Regions from separate parts of the Homo sapiens genome. Here region 1 is linked to region 2. The links are chromatin loops, found by intact Hi-C in ENCODE. Cell type or tissue: Calu3. All regions are shown on one strand. Links, peaks and the distances in the headings refer to the core of each region. The heading gives the core; the rest is flanking DNA.

The links. A loop is a pair of places that touch in the nucleus more often than their neighbours do. Peaks named below come from ENCODE experiments on the same cell type or tissue, not always from the same donor. Only the 100,000 strongest peaks of a DNase experiment are listed, where the experiment ranks them.
Region 1: it touches region 2 in a loop (2.7-fold over the local background); 3 of 110 quality-filtered maps call a loop at or near these places.

The regions. Positions count from the first base shown.
Region 1 is chr18:22,374,866-22,381,887 of GRCh38, reverse strand. No RefSeq gene overlaps it. Among named protein-coding and RNA genes, the nearest start is that of CTAGE1, 40 kb to the left of the region's middle. In Calu3, for the core only: a CTCF peak has its summit at 2,956; a DNase peak (open chromatin) is centred at 3,017.
Region 2 is chr18:22,207,611-22,214,632 of GRCh38, reverse strand. No RefSeq gene overlaps it. Among named protein-coding and RNA genes, the nearest start is that of GATA6, 42 kb to the right of the region's middle. In Calu3, for the core only: no CTCF peak of the experiment used is centred there; a DNase peak (open chromatin) is centred at 4,202.

The sequences.
Region 1 (7,022 bases), core at 808-5,807, 170 kb before region 2:
ACTTGTAACAACCAAAAATGTTGTAACAATCAAAAGCGTCTCTAGTTGTTGCCAAATGTCCTTCGAGTGGCAAAATCACCCCTGTTGAGAACCCTCCCTCCTCAAATGCCCTAAACCTTAAGTGGAGTCTACCAGATATGCAAATATTTTATATAAGTTGTTTCTCTTGGGATATGCAAGGAAGGGGCAAATTCCACAACTGGGGTCAGTGCAAGTCACAGAGTAGAGAGCAAGAGTCCAGCAGAAGGAGGAAGGAAGAGCCCAAAGTGGCCACCTTCCCCTCACCTCCCAAACCCCAGAAATTCATGTAGCTTGCAGTGGGCATTGTGTGTTTATCTTGAATGTGAAAAGGGGAGGGAGGCGAACTAAATTTCCAAGATTTAAAGAGACAGGGAGAATATAAATAGATACATACATAAAGTAAGAAGGCATAGGATAATACACGTTAAGGCTTCCTCCCCAACGTCCATGCCATCTCTTAACACCTCCACCATTGGGTGAAGACATGGTGTTTGGGTGCATCCTCCCGCCCCTACCTCCCAAGGATCCAAGTTGTTCAAACAGGGTATTCTCGGGTCCCTTGTTTTAGTGATTAGTTCACAAGTGGGCCAATCCAAGTAGAGCTCAGGACTCTTATGCAAAAGCTATGAGAAGTGGGGCTCTTCCTCCCTGTGAAGATGGATGTGAGAGCCTGAATCCTAGTCTTGTTGCCAGAAGGGAAGCCAGCCCGAGAATAAAGCCAATCAATATACAAGAGTCACTAGAGAACGATGAAGAAACTGAGCAGGAGGTCTAATCAAGCCAGGCATGAAACCTACCCTGCCACTGAATGTTTCAAGTATATAAGCCAAAAAAGTTCCACTTCTTGTTTAAGCAAGTGTGAACTGGGTTTTCTGTTACAGAAGGCCTTCTCACTGATTAACATACTGATAGATAGGATATATTAAATATATATATTCACACATACACGTAATTTAAAGGACTAGATCAAAAAACATCAAAAATTAACAGTGATGTAGATTGTAGGAGTGTGGGCAACTTTAATTTCCCCTTTATGCTTATCTGAATTGTCTATAATAAATATTCATTAGTTTCACTAGCAGAAAGAAATCATTCATAATAATGTAGCATTTATGGGTGAAGTGGCATGGTTCTGGGATTTATTTTAAACTACCTTAGCAAAAAGCAAAGGTTGGAGGGAGATAGATTGAACAAATTTAGCAAGATATCCATATTGATATTGATGCTAGGTGACAGGGACATAAGGTTCATTGTACTATTCTGGCTTTCATAATTTTGAAAATTCACATAATAAAATGATGAAAGAAGGAAGGAAAGAAGGAGGGAGGGAGGGAAGGAGGGAGGGAGCGAGAGAGGGAGGGTGAATCTGCAGAGGTTGTTCTAATTACCATTGCTGGCTTTGCACTGTGCTGCATCTGTCCCAATGGGTCCTGAGTGTGCCCGTCCATTGCCTGGCGACTACAAGTTGGTGAACGCATCCTTCATAACTTCTCTGTCCTTCATCTGGATTGCACTGCTTTGGAGGTGGCTGTGAAACCTGTTGAACATCAACGCACTGCTCAGCAACCTCCCCACCCACCCCGCTCCATCACCACTGACAAAATGTGTATATTTATATTTGTATCAACTCTGCAAAAAAAAAATATATATATACATATATATATCTCTCTTCAATGTTGGACTTGTTGTCTTATTTTACAGTAGCATTTGAAATAATGTCAGATGTCCCCACTGTGACGGGGAGCTTCCATGAATGAGATTAATTCCGTGAATTGGATAAAATAAATCCAGACATTACTGAAATTAACTAATTTTCTTTATAACGCATCTGATGACAGTGATGAAAATCTGGCATCATTTAACTGTGTGCAAAGTTCTTTTCCTGCAAATGGAGACAATTCATTTAGAGTACAGCTTCATTTTCTTACATACAAAGAAAATTTAGAATGAAAAGGATTAAGTGGATTTAGAAAAACAGATACGTAGTCAAAGTGAGAAATTATGCTTCACGGGGTAATATGTAACCTTCCTGCTGTAGGTTCATGTGTTGAATCATTGAGACTACTTGTTATTTGTCTTTTAAGTTTGCATAACCAATTGCTACAAACATGGTGGCTTAAAAGAACAGAATTTATTCTTACAGTTCTGGAGGCCAGAAGTCCAAAATCAAAGTGTCCACAGGGCCACACTCCCACTGAAGGCTCTGGGTGACAATCGCTCCTTGCTCCTTCCAGCTTCTGGTGGCTGTCAGCTTTGCTTGTGGCCACAGCACTCCATCTCCATCTTCATCTTCATATGGCCTTCTCCTCCATGTCTCTGTCTCCTCTTCTCTGTCTTAGAATGACACTTGTCATAGGATTTAGGGCTCACCTGGATCATCCAGAATGATTTCATCTTGAGATCCTTAATTACATCTGCAGGTAAGACCTCTTTTTAAAAATTAGGTCACTTTCACAGGTTCTGAGTATACATACATTTTGGGTGGACTACCATTCAACCCACTACACTACTTAACTACTAACTTGGAAGCAGATGGTAACATTTCTTCAGCAGTTTTGACAATGTTACCACTGTAGCACTTTGAATGCCAACCAGTAGTTTGTGTCACTTAACCTTTCAACATCAACTTTCTTAAGAAATAGAAACTCAGCACTTAATTTTTTATTAATCATGCACTTAATTTTTAACCTCCTTGCTGCTGAAAGCATTTAATGTAAAATTTTAGAGAAATATTAACAAATAAAAATAAAGCAATATTTGTGATGCCCCCCATACAGTAAGTAACAAGATTACTCTAACAAGAGCATTTGGACTATGCCCTACAGACCGACTGCTCAGATCCTATTTCCCCCACATTTTTTACACACACATAACCTAAAATCTGCTTTATTTCCATTGGATGGTGCAGACTAATGGTCTACCAGCTTTGCACATCTCATAAACTGCAGCTGGAGCCATGGCACAACTAGATGGCACACCAAGTGACCAGCAGGGGCAGTCACATCAAATACCTCCCTAGATCTGAAGGAATGAGCTGTTCTGAGCTGCTCATACCCCACTGCACTTAGTTTTATCACTGAATGCCCTGCGTGCTATCCTTGAAAGGGAGATGCTAGTTATATTCCATCTAGAAAGAATGGGAAAAGAAACCCAGGAGAAGAGAGTGGGATTATTTCTGGTCCTTTTTCAAAATTACTAACATATGAAAGTGAGAATTCCAATCACTGCTATACAGCCTTGGAAGAAGTTCTTCTAATCAACAGGTTTACCAAATACTTGGCTTCATTTAACTCAATTAATAATAAAAATACTTTATTTAAAATAAAAAGTCAGTCTGGGTACAGTGATGCTCACCTGTAATCCCAGCTACTTGAGAGGCTGAGCTGGAAGGATCGCTTGAGGCTGGGAGTTTGAGACCAGCCTGGGCAACATACTGAGACCCCATCTTTAAACAAACAAATAAATAAATAAAAATAAAAACATTAAAACTCAGGAAAATTACAAACTACATGTAAAGGCAGGATAGTAGAGATAAGTTAGGACCATCCTAGGCAATCAGAGACATGAATTATCTTACCTAGAACTCACATAGGTTTTTCCATCTCTATAGTTTAACCTTTTCGAGAAAGTCATACATGTGGAAACTTCCTTCTGAGTCTGGCTTCTTTAACGTGGCATAATGCATTTGAGATTCATTCATGTTGTTGCATGTATCAATAGTTGATTATTTTTATTGCTGAGTATGGATGTATCAAAATTTGTTTATCCATTCACCTGTTATAAGGCATTTAACTTGTTTTCAGTTTTTGGTGATTACAGATAGTACTGCTATAAATATTCATGTACAGGTTTTTGTGAAAACATAAGTTTTCATTTCTTTAGGTTAAACATTTAAGAGTAGAATTGCTGAGTCATATGGAAAATGCATATGTAATTTTATAAGAAATTGCCAAACTGTTTTTCAAAAATGGTGGCTGTTCTTTGGCAGTCCTACCTGCAATATATGAAAATTCCAGTTGCCCTGAATGTTCACCGGCACTTGGTACTGCCAGGCTTATTTGATTGTTTTTTAACCACTCTAATATGTATGCAGTGGTATCTTTTATGGTTTTCATTTGCATTTTCCTAATGAATAATATTGAGCTTCCTTCCACATACTTATTTGTCACATATATGTCTTGTTTGGTGAAGTGTTAACATTTTTTGCCAATTATATAATTGAGTTTCTTTCTTTCTTATTGAGGTTTGAGAGCTCTTCATATATTCTAGACATAAGCTTCTTATCAGAGATGTGATTTTCAAATATTTTCACTCAGTGTACAGCTTGTTTTTTTATTCTTTTAGCAGTTATTTGCTCAGAGCAAGAGATTTCAATTTTTATGAAGTTCACTTATCAATTTTTTAATTGATCATATTTTTAGTATTATATCTGAGAGAAAGCTTTCACTGAACTCAAGATCACAAAGATTTTCTTCCCTTTTTTCTTTTAATAATTTTATGGATTTTTTATGTTTAGTTCTCTGACGCATTTTAATTTTTAAAAGGTATGAGGTTTAGGTCTAGGTTCTTATTTTGTAAACGGACGTCCTATTAGTCCAACACCGTTTGTTGAAAAGACAATCCTTTCTCCATTGGATTGCTTTCCATCTTTGTCAAAATCAACTGATCATATTTATGTGGTTCTATTTCTGCACTCTCTATCTGTTCCATTTATCTATGTGTTTATCCTTTTGCCCATACCACACTGTCTTGATGATTATGATGTTATAGTAAGTCTTCAGTTCAGGTAGTGTGAGTCTTCTAACTTTGTTCTTTTTCAAAACCATTCTGGCTGTTGTAATTCCTCTGCCTTTCCATAAAAATGTTAGGATCAGCTATAAAAATCCTGCTATTTTACTTGGGATTGCATTGAATCTATATCAATATGGGGAGGATGAACATGTTAATAAGACTGAGTTTTTCAACCCATGAACAGAGTATATTTTTTCATTTATTTCCATCTTTGTTGATTTTTTTCATTAGCATTTTGTCATCTTCAGCATACCAACCTACATGTACTTTGCTAGATTCACAACTATTTCATTTTTTGATTTTTTTGGAGCTATTGTAATTGATCCTTTCTTTGTAATTTCTATTTGACATTGTTTATTGTTAGTACATACATATATGAGGTTTTTATATTTACCATGTATCTTGCAACATTGCTAAACTCATTAATTCCAGTTTTCTAGAAGATTCATTGGGATTTTCTATGTAGACAATCATGCCATCTGTGAACAGAGGCAGTTTTATTTTTTTTCTTTCCATTGTAAATGCATTTTTCCCCTTACTATACTATGGCTGGGACTGCCAGCATGATATTGCCTTATTCCTGATCTTAGGGGGAAAGCATTCTGTCTTTCACTATTAAGTATGTTAGTTGCAGGGTTTTTGTTAATGCCATTCATCAGATTAAAAAAATTCCTCTATTTCTAGTTTGTTGAAAGTTTAAAATACAAATAGATGTTGAACTTTGTCAAATGCTTTTCTGCATCTACTAACATGATTATATGTTTTTCTTCTTTAGTAGGTTAATAGGGTATTTGCACCGATTGACTTTCAAATGTGAACCAGACTTCATTCCTGAAATAAACCCTACTTAGCCAAAAAGTTTTTATATACATTACTAGATTTAATTTTTTAATATTTTGAGAATTTTTGTATTTATGCTTATGAGGGATATTGGTCTGCAGCTGTCTCTCCTGCTGTATCATTGTCTGGTTTTGATATTAGAATAATTCTAGCCTCATAAGATGAGCATCCTCTTTTACTTTTCTGAAGACATTGTGTAGAACTGATATTATTTCTTTTTAAAATAATCACCAGTGAAACCATAAGGTTTTCTTTGTTGGAAAGTTTTTAACTACAATTTCTTTAACAGATAAGTACTAGTGAGGTTATCTATTTCTTCTTGAGTGAGCTTTGGTAGTTTGGGTCTTTCAGGGAATTGGTCCATTTCATCTATGTTGTTAAATTTATTTACATAAAGTTGTTCTTAATATTTTCATACAATTTTAACTTCTATAGGGTCAGTAGAAAGGCACCTCTTTCACTCCTGATTTTGGAAACTTGTAGTCTTCTCTTTTTCTTGATCAGTTTAGCTGAAAGTATTTCCTTTTTCATTTAAAAATTTTTTTTGAGAAACAGTTTTGTTACTTTGGTTCTCTATTGTTTTTCCTTTTTCTGTTTCATTGATTTTGGTTTTAGTCTCTTATTTCCTTTCTGGTGCCTGCATTGGACCAGTTTGCTCTTTCTTTTCTGGTTTCTTAAGGTGAAAACTCTTAATGGTTACTCTTTCATGGTGTATGTTTCTTCTATCCTCTTATTTTCAACCTATTTGTATCTTTGAACCTAATGTGTGTCTCTTATACACAGCATATAGTTAGATACGACTTTTTATCCAGTTTTTTAATCCACTGATTCTTTCTTCTGCCATCTCAATTCTGCTGTTGACCCCTTCTAATTAATTTTACTTTCAGTTATTGTACTTCTCAATTCTGAATTTCCATTTAATTCATTTTTACAGTTTCTGTCTCATTGAAAGTCTCTATTTATTGAATCATTTTAGCCATACCTTCCTTTAATTCTTTAGTTTCCTTTAGCTCTTCGAACATATTATAATACCTGCCTTGAAGCCTTTGCCCTCTAAATCCAACATTTGATACTTAGAGATAGACAGTTTCTAATGACTGCTTTTTCCCCCACTGAACATGGGCACACTTTTCATTTCTTTGGTCTCATTTTTCATTGAAAACTGAATTTGTGTGTGTGTGAGAGAGACAGGGTCTGGCTCAGTCGCCCAGGCTGGAGTGCAGTGGTGCAATCTCGATTCACTGCAGCCTCAGCCTCCCAGGCTCAGGCAATCCTCCCACCTCAGCCTCCTGAGTAGCTGGGACTACAGGCATGCACCACCACACCTGGCTAATTTTTGTGTTTTTTGTAGAGATGGGGTTTCACCATGT
Region 2 (7,022 bases), core at 1,102-6,101:
TTTAACAACTCTGGGAGATATCCCATTACTCCAATTCTACAGATAAATAAACTGAGTCTCAGAGAAATTAAGAATTATGACCACGGTTGCACAGCTGACAAGTAGAAAATTCAGGATTTAAGTCCAGGTCTGTATTATTGCAAAGCCTTGGTTCTTTCCAATATACTCTGGAGTCCTCTAAACTACAAGATAGTTAATGGAGAGGGTGGGTCTACCTATCATCACCCAGGAGCTTCTGTAGTGCAAATGTCTTTTTAATGATATATAAATTTTTAAAATATGTTTTAATCCAAAAAAACATGTATTGAGCGCTCACTAGATGAATGACATCGCAGTGATTAAAAGAAAAAAAAGCATCTAGTCAGTAAACACATGATGTCAATTTCTTTTCTTTTCTTTTTTTTTTTTTTTTTTTTTTTTGAGATGGAGTCTCACTCTGTCTCCCAGGCTGGAGTGCAGTGGCGCAATCTCAGCTCACTGCAACCTCCGCCTCCTGGGTTCATGTGATTCTCCTGCCTTGTCCTCCCCCGTAGCTGGAACTACAGGCATGTGCTACCACGCCCAGCTAATTTTTGTATTTTAGTAGAGATGGGGTTTCACCATGTTGGCCAGGCTGGTCTCGAACTCCTGACCTCCGGTGATCCACCTGCCTCAGCTTCCCAAAGTGCTGGGATTACAGGTGTGAACCACCACGCTCAGCATTGTTAATTTTTTAAAGTTAATGTTGTTTGAAACCATAGAGCCATTTCCAAAAAAGTGAAGCAATCACAAGCTGTAAATTCCTAACAAGTCTCTGCAAAGCTAGTGGTAAAACAAAAGGAGCTGAGAAGCTGTTTAAAAGCAAGAAGGGAACTTCAGGTACATCAAGTCCAAATGTCCCTATTTATAGACAGTAAACTGAGGCCCAGAAGAGCCCATGACTTGCCCAGGGTCATACAGTTCAACCATGACAGAGCTGAGCCCAGAGCCAAGCCGGTGGGAGTGGTCAGCTCCAGGACTTCAGCAGAGGCACCTTCTACATAACTTCCCCAAGAACCCTCAGAGAGGCCTCCAGCAATAACATAGAATTCCGATCCTGAGGGAGTTCTAACAGAGATCCCTATGGCCCCCGGCAAGCTTCATCATCACAATGTCCTCTTCAGTTAAGCTCTCTAACTTTGGACTGAGGCCCAGTTGCTAAGGATCAGTGGCCAAGCGTGTGGAGAGCGATAGTTAATTTTATGTGTCAGCCTAGCTAGGCTCTGGTGCCTAGTTGCTTGATCAAACACCACAGCTTGGTGCAGTGGCTCAAGCCTGTAATCCCAGCACTTTGGGAGGCTGAGGTGGGAGAATGGCTTGAAGAATTAGATACCAGTCTGGGCAACCTAACAAGACTGAGTCTCAAAACAAAACAAATTAGGCCGGATGTGGTGGCTCATGCCTGTAATCCCAGCACTTTGGGACACTGAGGTGGGCAGATCACTTCAGGCCAGGAGTCCGAGACCAGTCTGATCAACATGGTGAAACCCTGTCTCTACTAAAAATTAAAAAAAAAATTAGCCAGGCATGCTAGTGCACACCTGTAGTCCCAGCTACTTGGGAGGCTGAGGCAGGGGAATCACTTGAATCTGGGAGGCAGAGGTTGCAGTGAGCCGAGATCCCACCACTGCACTCCAGCCTGGGTGACAGAGCAAGACTCTGTCTCAACAACAACAAAAAAAAAATTAGCTGAGCATGGCAGCACAGGCCTGTACTTAAGAGCTACTTAAGAGGCTGAAGCAGAAGATCCCTGAGCCCAGGAATTGAAGCTACATTGAATTACGATGGTACCACTGTACTCCGGCCTGGGCAACAGAGCAAGACCTCCACTTTAAACAAAAAAAAAATCAAACACCAGTCTGGATGTCACTGTGAAGGTATTTTTTAGATGGGACTAACACTGAAATCAGTGGACTTGAAGCAGATTGTCCTCCATCATGTATGTGGGCCTCACCCAATCAGTAGAAGGTCCTAAAAGAGTAAAGATTGAAGTTTCCCCCAGAAGAAATTCTTTTCCCTGCCTGGCCAACATGGTGAAACCGCATGCAAAAATCACCCAGGCATGGTGGCAGGTACCTGTAATCCCAGCTACTCGGGAGGCTGAGGCAGGAGGATCACTTGAACCCAGGAGGTGGAGGTTACAGTGAGCCGAGATCAAGCCACTGCACTCCAACCTGGGTGACAGAGTGAGACTCAGTCTCAAAAAAAAAGGGAATTATTTTCAAGACTGCATCATAAAAACCCTGCCTGCATTTCCAGACTCCTGCCCTGTGGAATTCAGACTCAAGACCAACATCAGTTCTCACCTGAGTCACCAGCTTACTGGCCTGCTCTACAGATTTCAGACTTGCCAGCCCTCACAATCACATGAGCCAATTTCTTAAAACAAATCTCTCTCTGTCTCTCTGTCTCTCTCTCTCTGTCTGTCTGTCTCTGTCTCTGTCTCTCTCTCTCTCTCTCTCTCTCTCTCTCTCTATATATGTATATATATATATATATATATATATTCAAGGATATATATAAAATCAAAAATCCAATATATGGATTATATATGTATATATCCTATTGGTTCTGTTTCCCTGGAGAACCCTAACACATGGAGCATGAATGAATGGTGTGACTCTAGGCTGAAAATGGGAAGTGGAAAGCAGATAAATTAGTGAGTGCCCATCTTGTGAAAGGCACTATGCTAGCATCATGTTCCAGGGTACAAACTCTGCCCCTACCCTCAAAAAGCAGAAGTTGAATAAGGCTTCAAGGCTGAAGACTGGCATACGAGGCAGATTATGTCACCCTCCTTTTTGAGATAAGAGCACTGCAGCCTTGAGAGATTCCAGAACTTGTTCAAGCCTCAGAGCTGCTGTGTGGAGCCAAGATTCAAACCCCCATTTGCATGACTCTGAAGGCACAGTGTTTCCATTTCACCACAGCCCTGATTTATCTATGATGTCTCCGGAGTCAAAAGGGGGAGAAGGCTTCAGGTAAGATGGAGAGGGCCACAATGTCAAATGCTTCTAAAAGGTCAAGGAAAGAAGGTTGGATGGTGCTGGGGACAGGGGAGAAAAGCTCCATCTGCTGCCCCAATTCAAGATATAAACAACTGAAGGCTTCCCATGGTCAGTTCCAAAATAAAGGTATCTCTGACCCATTTAGAAAGAAAAGGAGGCACCTTCTGAAATTTCTCCTGGAAGGACTCAACTGGAAATCATGCCTAGTGATATCAAAGAGTCAGAAATTTTTTTTGGAGACTCAAGTGATCGGTAAAATGTAAATGGAAGAATAGGGTAAACAAAGCTACAAAGAAGGAAGTCCTGGTAAAAGTACAAAGAATAATAAGTATATAAGAAACAATGGGCCGGGTGCAGTGGCTCACACCTGTAATCCCAACATTTTGGGAGGCCCAGGCGGGTGAATCACCTGAGGTCAGGAGTTCGAGACCAGCCTGGCCAATGTGATGAACCCCCCATCTCTACTAAAAATACAAAAATTAGCCAGGCGTGGTAGCACACGCCTATAGTCCCAGCTACTCGGAGGCTGAGGCAAGAGAATCACTTGAACCCGGGAGGCGGAGGTTGCAGTGAGCCAAGATAGCGCCAGCCTGGGTGACACAGTGAGACTCCATGGCAAAAAAGAGAAAAAAAAGAATATAAGAAAGAATGAACAGAATGTTGAATTATAGAAATGTTAAATATTATTAAATCTATGCCAATGTATTCCACACAGGCCAATTTGTATTTGGTATGCCATTATAAATTATAAGTAACAAGCAACCGGTGTTCCCAGGATGATTTTCCATGGATAAGAAGCCCTGTGTTCTTAGTATATGGGTCCTCTGAATTAACTATAGTGGGTTCACAAAGTTTATTCAAATGGAGTCATCACTCTTTCCTGCCAGCCCAGCTACTGGTCATTGCCCAGCTGATTAGAGCCAGAGGTCTTCCCTCTGCCAGATTCAACAAGAGGGAGCATGAAGAATGCAGTCTCTTATTTACAAGCTGTGAAGCCTGCAAAAACTTTGCCGAGTGTATCTGTCCATTTGGTGATAACTGATCTCCAGTGGCTCAGAAAGGGCGGTTGTTTGGGTTAGCAAGTATAGGTGTCTGTCCTGATTTTCTGCTCTCGCAATGCTTCCATTTACTTCAGCAAATGTGGCCTGGTGATTCACTGGAGACCAATGGTCATGTGGGCTACTCCCTGGAAGGAACTCAGAGGTGGTGTTTGGAGACACATGCAATCTTTGAAAACCCATACTGGCCCAAGTCTCAGTATCTTGTTAATTCCTAAACCGATTAATGAAGCATTACTCAGAGTAAAAAGAAGTTATAGCCTCTGCCAAAGTCCAAGCTTTTGCTCACAATGTTTGGTTCTTGCATTTCCTTCAGGGACCTCTCAGCCTAGCCCACAGCACCAAGGTCATGGATCCCCGAGCCTGGAAACCTGAGCTCTATACTGACGAACCACAACCCAACCTTTCTGAGACTCAGTTTCCTCAGCTGGACCTCAGTCAAGTCTCTTCCATCTCTAAAGTTATATGAATTGATGATTTAAGTGAATAAATGCAGTGTGAGGTACCTAGATTTCCTTAATCAGACAACACCATGAAAAGTGTTTCCACCAACACCTGAACCACCAGCAGTACAAATAGAAACTGCATATTCTCTCAGAAAACACAAGAGAATCAACCGAAAAAAAATATGAGAATTTTAAATGGTTCTGGGAAAGAGGCTTACTATACTCTTAATGAACATGACAATCCATTAGAATAAACTAACATCAAAAAGTATTGAACACCTAAGAATAAACTTAACCAGAAACATGCACAAGATCTACAGGAAGAAAAGGTTAAAATTCTTATGAGGGACACAGAAAAAAAAATTTTAACAAACAAAAAAGACATACTTCATCTTGGACAGGAAGACTTAATAAAATTAAGATATTAATTCTCCCTAAGATAATCTAAAATTTTAATACTATTCCAATAAAAATACCAACAGGATTTTTTTGAAAAGGAACAAGCTAATTCTAAAGTTTATGTGGAAAAACAAGTAAGCAAGAATAGTGATCAAATTCTTATTTAAAAAATAAGATCAATGAAAAGGAGCTGGCCTTCTAAACAGTAAAATACATGCAAAGTATAGTCATGCACCACACAATGACATTTTGGTCAAAAATGGACTGCATATATATGAAGGTGGTCCCATAAAATGATAATACTGTATTTTTACTGTACATTATCTAAGTTTGGATATGTTTAGATACATAAATACTTACCATTGTGTTACAGTTGCATACAGTATTCAGTAGAGTCACATGCTGTACAAGTTTGTAGCCTAAGAGCCATAGGCTATATCATTATAGCCTAGGTATGTGGTAGGCTAAACCATCTAAATTTATGTAACCACACTCTGTGATGTTCACACAATGATGAAATTGCCTGATGTACTTCTCAGAAAGTATTCTTGTCGCTAAGTGAGGCATGCTTATATAATAATCAAAAAAAAGTATGAGATTGACACATATATAAACATATCATTGGTACAAAATAGATAGAAATAGACCCAAATGTATATGTAAATTTATATTAAATATATATCCACATAAGAATTTATAAAAGAGTACATATACATATGAGAATTTATATAATTTTGACTTTCTATTTTCAATCAGTGGGAGGGAAATGGATTTTTCAGGAAATGATGCTGTGACAATAAGGTTGCCATTTGGACAAATGTTGAATATATATTCTACATGTTACAACAACCAACAACAAAAGTTCCAGATTTAAAAAACAATGCAAACCTCAAAAATAAAACCATAAAAATACTAGAAGAAAACACGGGATTTTAAAAAAATCATCTTAATGGTGGGGAAGGCCTTCCTAATATTATACAAAACTCCAAAGTCATAAAAGAAAAGACCAATAAATTGAATTACTTTATGAAAGAAAAGATCATCATGACTTTTTAAAAAGTATAAACAAAGTAAAACAAAAAGCCAGAATATATGTATATATATTTCAAGTATATTTCAGACAAAGGGCTGCTTTCCTTAACATGCGAAGAACTTCTCAAATCAATGAGACTGATAACCCAATAGAAAAAATAAGTAAAGAAAATGGACAGAGATGGGCAAAAAGTTCACATAAAAGGAATTACACATGGCTCCTAATCATAGGAAAATATGTTCGACTTCGCTCACAATAAGAGAAATGCAAAACAAAACTCAGAGAATCAAGACTGACAAGATCAGAATGTTTGACACCAGACTTGTGTGAAAAAGAAAAAACACTCTTGTCCATTGCTGGTGGGAGTACAAATTGGGGAAACCTCTGTGAGAGCAATTTGGCAATATCTATCAAAATGAAAAGTAGATACCCTTGAGTCAGTAATGCTGCTTCCAGAAATTCATTTTACAGGTATATTTGCACCTGCGTGAAATGACACAGATAAGGGATATTAATTGCAGCATTACTCAAAAAAACCAAAGGCTGGAAACAAATGTACTTAAATATGGCACTGATTAAATAATGACCTACCCAGATATGCTAAGTGAAAAAAGCAAAATGCAAAGCAATGTGTATAGTGCGCTATCCTATATGTCAAAAAACTGGAATATATTGTGTGTCCCTAGTCAATGCATACAATCCATGCAAGAAATAAGAAGTTATGGTTAGGCGCGGTGGCTCACGCCTGTAATCCCAGCACTTCGGGAGGCCTAGCCGACAGATCACTTGCGGTCAGGAGTTCAAGACCAGCCTGACCAACATGGAGAAGCCCCATCTTTACTAAAAATACAAAAATTAGCTGGGTGCAGCGGTGCATGCTTGTAGTCCCAGCTACTGGGGAGGCTGAAGCAGGAGAATCACTTGAACCTGGCAGGTGGAGGTTGCAGTGAGCCAAAATCACGCCACTGCACTCCAGTCTGGGCGACTGAGGGAGACTCTAGCGAAAAAAAAAAAGGGGGGAAGGAAGGAAGGGAAAGAAAGGAAAGAAATGAAAGAAGAA